2 separate regions of the Homo sapiens genome follow, and region 1 is linked to region 2. A link is a contact called in ENCODE POLR2A ChIA-PET data. All regions are on one chromosome and are shown on one strand. The core of a region is the stretch at or near the end of the contact, and the rest is flanking DNA. Distances in the headings are between cores, read along the strand shown. Region 1 overlaps FSTL4 (follistatin like 4). Region 2 overlaps FSTL4 (follistatin like 4).

Region 1 (4,414 bases), core at 1,194-3,693, 210 kb before region 2:
TGTTTCTCCCCGCCCCTCGTACCCTGTCCTCCTCTTTACGTCTCTCTCTGATACTCTCGTAGTGTGTCTGTGTGTGTCAGTCTCTTGCTCCCGATCTCTCTCTCCTTCCTTCCCCCAATCCTGTCTCTGTCTCTCAGGCGCCTCTGCCCACACCTTGCTTATTCTCCTCCATGAGCCCGTGTTTTTACCGATGGTCGCATGAAGGCCACATGTTCATGAGTGTGAGCCATTCTCACCGTGAGTGCCATTCCCCCAGGAGCTGGGCCTTTGTACTTCCTGCTCCCTTGGGAATATGCCCATTTACCAATGGGAAGACAGGCTCCATAGTCCCGAACTGGAGAAAATTGGGATTTGCCACTTGAAGGAGAGTTTGTTTTCTGGAAGAAGCCCACTGTGACAAGTAATGTGTCAGATAACTGTGGATCAGGAACAAAACATGTCCATGTACAGTGGGTAAGATGCTCCCAGGCACTCGAGGCAAACCTCAGCAACTCAGCCCTGGTCCTGTACAGTATTTGACTCTTTAGCCAGCAGCTGGGCTGAGTTTTCCAGGGCCAGAGTGCTTGCCGAGGACCCGAACGTTGCTGCAGCCTGAAGGAGTGCCTCCTGCCTGCCCTGCCAGCCCACTTAGGACCGCAGCTTGTTTGCAGCTGCAATGGCTCCTGCTATTTGCATATTTGCTTGGAATGTGCTGATTATAAATCATTTACCTCTCTTAAAGTGGGTTTAAAGGACCTCTGCTGAGCAGCAAGTCCTGGCCATGCTTCCTTAGCCTAATTTGAGTTGCTGCATGTACTGAAATTAAATTACTTTTCACTTTCAATGTTCCCAAATTCAGCTGTTGCCAACACAGGCTGGCTGTCCTCCCAATTAGCCTGAACCAGCAAGGTCTGCCTGCATGGGAAGCTGCGCCATTACCTGCCCATAAAGGGTTCCCTCCTGCTTTCTCTGTGAGTCTCCAGGCAGATATTCTTCAGCATCTGCTCCCAAGAGCTGGCTGTGAATGTGAACTCTGCCTCCTTGGTTGTTCAGAAGCACATGCTTAAGAGAACAAATTTTCCTACAGCAGCGGCTGCTGAAGTGTCCTCTTTGTGGCCATTGAAAGAAACTCTTAGAATGTCTCATGAAATTATTTTCTGGACAGAGAAATGGCACTACCTGGGGCAGACACATTTCATTTTTAAACCAAAATTTATGGTTACTGTCAAGGGTAATATTAATGTTTTAAAATCCTTGACAAAGAAAAAGGAGAAGAGCTAGAAAGTTCTTTGGCTGAAGTTACCCTTCAAACCATGCCTGAATTGAGCTTGATTCTGAACTGCATGGCACCTTTCCCTGCAGCAATAATAAGAACTGTTACCTAATAAATACAAGGTGCTTACATTTAGAAAGCTCTGAGCTGTCACATTCACGATCTCAACTAATTCTATGACACCTATGCAAAGTAAGAAGGAAGGAATCCCCATTTTACAGAAGGGGAATATGAAGCCCTCACACTGACATCGGTTGCAGAAGTGTGGCTACATTTCAAGTGTCCTGACCCTGACCGCTGACACTAGGCTCTTTTCACTGTGTTATGTTGTTACTTAAGAGACGATAGAGACCATGTTGCTGAGCAGCGTGTAGAAAGGGCTTCCACCAAGTGCAGATACAGCAGTGGAGGTCTAGAAAGCAGGAGAAATTCTCTTTATGTTTTGGCAAAGGCAGGATGAGAATTCTAAGATGACCTGTTTTAAACCTTATAGAATAGCATATTTCTCTTTGACACATGATGATTCTTGTAAATGTAAGAGAATAAAGCTTTTCTCTCATGTGGGCTAGTAGATATCTTCTATTCTTCCTTCCTCCTGGGCTACTGAAGAAAACCGAGATTTCTTAAATCTTGGTTTAAGAAAACCGAGTGAAGAAAAACTCTATTTCTTAAAAAGTTTTATTTTTATAAGTAGCCTCTCCCAGTGTCATCGTCAAAGTTCTGTGTGAGAAGCCTTTCAATGAAATGCTGCTTAAAGCTTTTTTCTTCCTCCATTTCAATGTTCTGCAAAGAGAGGGCTCAGAGATGATGATGGTGCCACTTGTGCAGGGCCTTCCGTTTGCTTCAGGAGTCCATGCCTGGGAGAGGAGGACATTGCCCAATTTGCTGTACAGCAGAGAAGGTGCCACACCCAGGGAGAGAGAATCTATATGGACCTCCTACTTAGGCAGAGGTGTATGTGGAGGAAGGTAGAAGGAAGTGAAAGGCAGCCAGGTGGCTGGAGCCAGGATGAGGAGAGCTGGAGATTTGAGGTGGGGGTAGGGAGAGAAGAGTCCAGAGAAAGACAGCAGGAGTGGACATTCTCGCTTGGAGGCCTGGCAGGCTGCAGGGAGGAGCCACAGACAGGAAAGCCTTTATAGCCAGCACCTCTGTAGTGCAGAATGCTGGGCAAGGCCTTGCCCTGGGTGAGAGCCAAGGAGGCAGCCTGGGAGCTGTATAACAGAACTGGCAGCAGGAAAGGATTTTATTTCCTGCTGAGCATGTTCTGCCCCTACCCAGAGGCCCCTACCTGCCCTGGAGACCTACTGATGTCTCCCACTACCATGTCCCGCCTGTGCCTTACTGAAACACAAAGACTTATCATGAGAAGCTCCGAAGCACCAAAAGGAAAAGGCTGGATCATGACCTGGCCTTGGCCTCCAGGCTAAATAATGAGGCAACTCTGAAGCCAGTGTCAGAGGGTAAACTGTGATGAAAGAATAGATGATAACTAGCCCATCCACGGGGGACTGGAGTGCGCTTAAATGGTCAGGCTTTAAAGAGGGTCCAGTCAGAGCCCCAGCCAGCTTATCCTAGCCCTTTTATTGGGATGGGTGCTAGGAATGGGCTTCTGCAGTCCACACACATGTAGGGGCATGTACACTTGCATCCCTGAACAAGGCCGGCCTTCTGTCACATGCCCTTTGCTGGGCATTTGTGCTATCTCTGTATTAGTTCATTTTCTTATTGCTATGAAGAAATACCCAAGACTGGGCAATTTACAAAGAAAAAGAGATTTAATGGACTCTTAGTTCCACATGGCTGGGGAGGGCTCACAGTCATGGTGGGAGGTGAAGGAGGAGCAAAGGCACATCTTACATGGTGGCAGGCAAGAGTTTGTGCAGGGGAACTGCCCTTTATAAAACCATCAGATCTCATATAAGTCTTATTCACTATCATGAGAACAGCATGGGAAAAACCTGCCCCCATGATTCAGTTACCTCCCACTGGGTCCCTCCCACGACACATAGGATGATGGTAGCTACAATTCAAGATGAGATTTGGGTGGGGACACAGCCAAACCATATCATTCTCCATAGGTGGCTTTGGTCCATGACAGCCTGCAAGTTCCTTTTCAATGCTCAGGCCTGGCTCTTTGGCCCAGGGTAGTCTGGATTATCAGCAAGGGGCCCAGGAGTCATCATTCCCAGGAAATGCAGAGCTTCCCTGTAGGCTTGCTCTGAAGTTCCCTCCTGCCAATTTGTACAGCTGAGGGATCTCAGAGCCCCTGCCCTCCCTGGGAGGCCTTGGGATCCCCACTCTCGTGCATACCAACACCTTCTCCTTACCTGCACACCCTGCAAGCCATGTGCTGTGGTGAGACAGCCCCTGCCACCTGCTCACTCTCACCATAGCTGGGGCCCCTGGCGTCTGTTTCTGCTGTGGAGCTGTGAGGCTGTGCTGTGGGTGGCCTGGCTAGTTCTCTGGCAGGGAGAAGTGCACCATGGGCAAGGTGAGGGGTCAGCCTCTGTAAGCCCTACAGCATTCTCTGGAAGCAGTCCATTTCTGTGAACTCTTGAGGGCCTGCAACAACCATGGCTGAGCCCAGACTAACCTCTGGGCAGCCCCTACCCTTGCCAGTTATGTTTCATGGGAGCCTGATTATTTTTAACAGATTCTCCTATTGTTTCAGTTGCTTGTAGTAAATGTTGCTCTGCAGCATTGATGCTAGGGTAGTGCCAGCCAGAAACCTGTGCAATGCTCAGATCTGGCTCTTTGGCCCAGGATAGTCTGGATTATCAGACTGGGTTTATTTTTCTTGGCATTGCAGTCTGGCTTCCTGATTATCTTTCAAACACACATTTGCATGGCATTTCCTTCCATACTGAGCAGATTCCATCAACAGTCTTGGGATTCCACTTTTCCTTTGCAATATGGACGTTTTTGCATCAGTTTGCATTAGCTGTTAGTGAAACTGGCACTGCATCTGCAGGCAGACATCGCCAGACCGCAGCACAGTTCATCTTCAGATGTTTTCCTTTTCCATGTTGGTGGCAGCTTCCTTTGCTCCTTCCCTCCTTCTCAAGATAAATTCCCCAAAGCTTGGACCCAGCACTTTCTGCCTATTCTCATGGTTTTTGTTGGGGTATGAATGCCTTAGATGGCACAGAGAGGCATTGGAGA
Region 2 (4,550 bases), core at 1,904-4,403:
TGTTTGAACTTTGTATCAACGGACTCATACAGAATGACCTCTGTGTGCCTGGCTGCTTGCTTCAAACTATGTCTGTGAGATTTGCCTATTGTCACTTCATTTATAGCAGGAGTTTGTTCCTTTTCATTGATGATAATATTCTGTTGTAAGAATATGCCACCTGGGTTGATGTACCAGCTTGTTTCCAGTTTGGGAAAATTATAAATAATGGTCCTATGAATGTTCTTGTGCAAGCCTTTGGTATGCATCTCTGTCAGAAATCTATCTCTTCGCATCAAATTGCTGGTGGAGAATATGCACAGAGTAACAAGATATTGATGCCTGGTTTTAAACATGCTCCTGTTATAAGAGTAGACACTTAACCATGGTGGGGAGTGGGGAGGGATGGCCTTTGGCCCCAAGGTACCCATTCAGGGCCAGCTTGGGACACAGTCTTGAGGGGTCATTATTATTTCCCCCACCATGGCCTTGAGACCCTGGGTGTTCCTACAGGGCCCTCCCTGCCTTTGGGTCAGGGACACTTTTCAAGAATTTGCCATAAGGCTAAGGGCTCCCTGGGCCAAGACAAAGGAATGTAGGGCAGCAGCCAGGAGGGAGGCCAGGGCGGGACAGACCTTCCGGGGCCCTGCCATCCCCAGCCTGTAGACAGCCACCTGCTCAGAGGAGCCACCTACGCGTGCCCTCCCTCTCCACTGGGGTCCAGCATCACAGGCCCCAAGCAAGCCAGGACAGCCCTGCTGGCAGCCAGCTGAAGACAGGGTTGTGAGCACCCTCTATGGCTTCCACCCTGGGGGACAAGAGATGTATTTCCCTCCTTAAGGAAGGTGCAGACCCCACTTAGAGGGGAAACATTGTGATTGCTCTCTGTTGACTTGAGTTATATTTAGTATAATGTTACTTAAATATGTACAAACATAAAACCAGGTACACGTTCCTTATGCAGGGAGCTCTCTCACAGCCATAAAGCTAAAACAAATTTATAAATGAAATAAAAGCAAACTGCAAAACCAATAAACTTCAAATTAACAACATTAATTTAATGGGACAAAGTGTTATTGTTTTCCTGAAACTAAATCAGCGCTCACGGCTGACTCTGGGGCAGGCTGCTGTTGTTCTCCAGGGTTTTCTGCTACCTTGCCGTGTGCTGCATGATGACTCAGCTCTCCCACCGCTTCTTTCTCCATTCAGACCACTTCGAAACCTTCATTCCCACAGTCTCCTTAGCTCTTTAAGCCTTGCTTTGCTCATCTGTAAAATGGAGAGGGTATTCGTATGTATTTTGTTACGAGAATTAAACCAGTTGATGCAATGCAGCCTTCTGGCTTGAGACATGTGTAGTCACACAGGGGTCCACACTCAGAAGGGGCCCATGCTTGCTTTAATGCTCTGCTGTCGACATCTTGAAATTCCTTTTTTTTTTGTTTTTTTAAGACAGAGTTTTTCTCTTGTTGCCCAGGCTAGAGTGCAGTGGCACGATCTCGGCACCCTGGAACCACCGCCTTCCGGGTTCAAGCGATTCTTCTGCCTCAGCCTCCCAAGTAGCTGGGACTACAGGCACCCGCCACCACGCCTGGCTAATTTCTGTATTTTTAATACAGACAGGGTTTCACCATGTTAGTCAGGCTGGTCTCGAACTCCTGACCTCAGATGATCTGCCTGTCTCGGCCTCCCAAAGTGCTGGGATTATAGGCATGAGCCACTGTGCCTGGCCACATTTTGAACTTCATAACAGAGTTTCCCTCCGTCACCGAGGCTGGAGTACAGTGGTGCAATCTCAGCTCATTGCAACCTCCACTTCATGGGTTCAAGTGATTCTCCTGCCTCAGCCTCCCGAATAGCTGTGATTACAAGCGTGCACCACCAAGCCCAGCTAACTTTTTTGTATTTTTAGTAGAGACAGGGTTTCACCATGTTGGCCAGGCTGGTCTCAAACTCCTAACCTCAAGTGATCCACCCGCCTCGGCCTCCCAAAGTGCTGGGATTACAGACATGAGCCACTGTGCCCAGCCTAAATTCTTATAATTTTTTAAACAAAGGGAACTGCATTTTTATATTACACAAGGCCCTGTAAATTATGTAGCAGGTCCTATGCATAGGACAAAGTCAGGTATACAGTTGGCACCCAATAACTGTTAGCAGCTATTACTGGTACCTTGTCCTGGTTACTAAGTACAGATTCTTTGTGATGTTTTCCTCTGATGACAGTTTTATCTTCCCATTATTTAATAGGGGTGGAGAGGCCACCTCATGTGTGTAATTGTATTTGACTAATTCTTGGAGTTGAGTGTGTGCTTTGGAGCGAGGACTGCTGTGTTGACGGAAGGATTAGCTTTCTGGGTCACGTGGGCGGTCTGAGCACACCACCCCACCAAAGCCCTCTCACTCGGGACCAGCCCCTAGGCTTCAGACCTGTGTCTCTTAGGCTGACATTCCAATGGGGTCAGGCAGAATACTGCTGTCTTCTTGAAACCTCTTAAATAGGTGGCCAGAGTTTAAGTAAGTTAACAGGTTATGAAGTTGAAGACACTTGAATGGATGAGAAGCTCAGACAGAGTTGCTAATTTAATTTTCCTTTTTTATTGCTGTTCTCCTAAAAAAAAAAAAAAAAGCACAGATTGCCCTTTTTCTGAGAATGAGATATTAATAAGCACAGCATTTTGCAAAAGTAGAGAAGGGCATTAAGATTTTGCAAGGTCTCTCTATTTGTCCCTCACTTCTCAAGGCTCTTCTGCTGGCCCAAATAGGACACAGGCTGAGGGGATTAACTGCTTAAAGTTCAGGAAATGGGAACCACCTTTGGCTGCTGTCACCAGACTCAAGTATTAAATAACATCCCTGCCTGCCCAGAGGACATCTCTGCAAGCAACTCCATCAGCCCCAGCCACCGCCCTGGCCATGTTGAGAGTTTGCCAAAGAAAAATGAACACTTGGGCCTCAAAGTGCAGGCATTAATATCCTAAGTGTCTCATCATGGAAGACTTTGTTCCCCAAGGAGAGTAAATCTTTCCTTGTGGGATGCAGCAGGCTAAGGACCAAGCTGACTCTCTGAGCTCAGTAATCAGGCTAGTCTCCTGCTGGAGGCACAGAAGGGAACTCCGCTGTGTGTCAGCACCTCCTGCATGCCCTGACTCATGCTTGGGGGAAGGACGGTGGAGTGAGAGGCGGATATGGACCCTCCCTGGGCAGAGCTCCCTGTTATCCCTGGAGTGGGTTACTCCTTCCGCTGCCTGCAAACGTAGGTTTCCCTTCAGCTACGCAAAGGCCTGTGAACACAGATACGTGGTCACAAGCATCTTTGCAGCTGTTTCTTTCCACCAGCCTGGGGCCTGCTGGGTTCCTGAAACCTCAGGGTAAGTCAAGCCTCAGAGGTCATCAGTAGCCAGTATCCACTGTTCTGCACCCCTTGGGAGAAGCTCGAAGAACAGGGCTGCCAACTTCTTCAGTAAGATCCCCCAGGTAACCCTGACCCCAAGTAGCTCCCTCCTCCATTAAGAGGAGCCACAGGCCCAGGTAAGCCACAGCCACAGGCCACACAGGGCCCCAGGCTGGAGGACTCTAGAGCTAAGTCTCCAACATGGCTATGTTACAAGTCCTAGGTATGTGTGGCTGCTGAGCACCTGAAATTAGGCTAGTCCAAATTGAGATGTAAGTATAAAATACACATTAGATTTTAAAGCCTTCTGTGGAAAAAGAAGGTAAATATCTCATTAACTAATTTTTACATTGATTTTATGTTAAAAGAGTAGTTTAGATATTATTAAATTACTATCAGCTGTTTCTTCTTTTTACTTGGCTACAAGAAATGTAAATCAGATATGTGGCTTGCATTGCCATACCATTGGACAGCACTTCCCTGGAGAGAACAGAGGAAATATCACAAGAGTCAACCAGGAAGGTCAGAACTGTGACAAGGGACTAACCTCTCCCTATGCCCAGCGCTGGCCCCCAGCACATGCAACTCTGGCCCTTGATGGCCCAATCCGTCCTGCTCCTGCAGGGGATGGCAAACCCTGGCAAGAAGCTCCCAGAAGGGGAACTGAAGGGCTGTTCTATGACAAATATTATCAGCATCAGAAAGTCAAACTGGGTTTCAGGGGCCACCTGAGAATTACAAGTCCTAACAGATGGCCCAAGTTTTCATCTTCTCTTCTGAGTTTTAGTACAAAATCCAGAGAAACAGTTATAGATCTGTTGCCACATCAATGCCTACAAACATTCACCACTCGCGATGCTGCCTTTAGTGCTAATGCAGCGCACTCATTTACAGACTAATAAAATCGGAAGAGTTATTATTCCTTTAAAATGCAGACATATCTGGGGTATCCACTTAATGACGCATATGGAATAAATTACTTTTGGATGACACTTTTTAATTGAACTGAACTAACAGCTTAGTAATATGTTGCAATAAGAAGAATATTAGGATGATTAAAAGATCTAAAAACTCTTGCGAAATTAAATGATTAAACATAATGCTGAGTAAATGAACAAGCCCGTGTATATTAATCAGTTGTGGGCCTCCAGAAGCCGTCGTGTAACTAAATGCACGT

What was found. ChIA-PET counts read pairs that join two places held with the same protein, here RNA polymerase II (POLR2A).
Region 1: POLR2A ChIA-PET joins it to region 2 with 18 read pairs in activated naive CD4-positive, alpha-beta T cell. The contact joins two enhancer-like sites. POLR2A ChIA-PET finds 5 or more read pairs at or near these places in 2 of 52 experiments (Panc1 and activated naive CD4-positive, alpha-beta T cell).

The regions. Positions count from the first base shown.
Region 1 is chr5:133,481,865-133,486,278 of GRCh38, reverse strand. All of the region lies in intron 3 of FSTL4 (follistatin like 4), which reads left to right. Among named protein-coding and RNA genes, the nearest start is that of MIR1289-2, 56 kb to the right of the region's middle. RefSeq lists enhancers at 3,147-3,646, 3,647-4,148. Within about 2 kb of position 2,443, at least 2 of the 41 ENCODE cell types and tissues checked have a DNase peak (open chromatin) inside an H3K27ac peak, as active enhancers do.
Region 2 is chr5:133,272,439-133,276,988 of GRCh38, reverse strand. All of the region lies in intron 6 of FSTL4 (follistatin like 4), which reads left to right. It overlaps FSTL4-AS1 (FSTL4 antisense RNA 1), which reads right to left. Exons shown (of 2, transcript XR_007058939.1): 2 at 1,017-1,248. Among named protein-coding and RNA genes, the nearest start is that of FSTL4-AS1, 18 kb to the right of the region's middle. Within about 2 kb of position 3,153, at least 2 of the 41 ENCODE cell types and tissues checked have a DNase peak (open chromatin) inside an H3K27ac peak, as active enhancers do.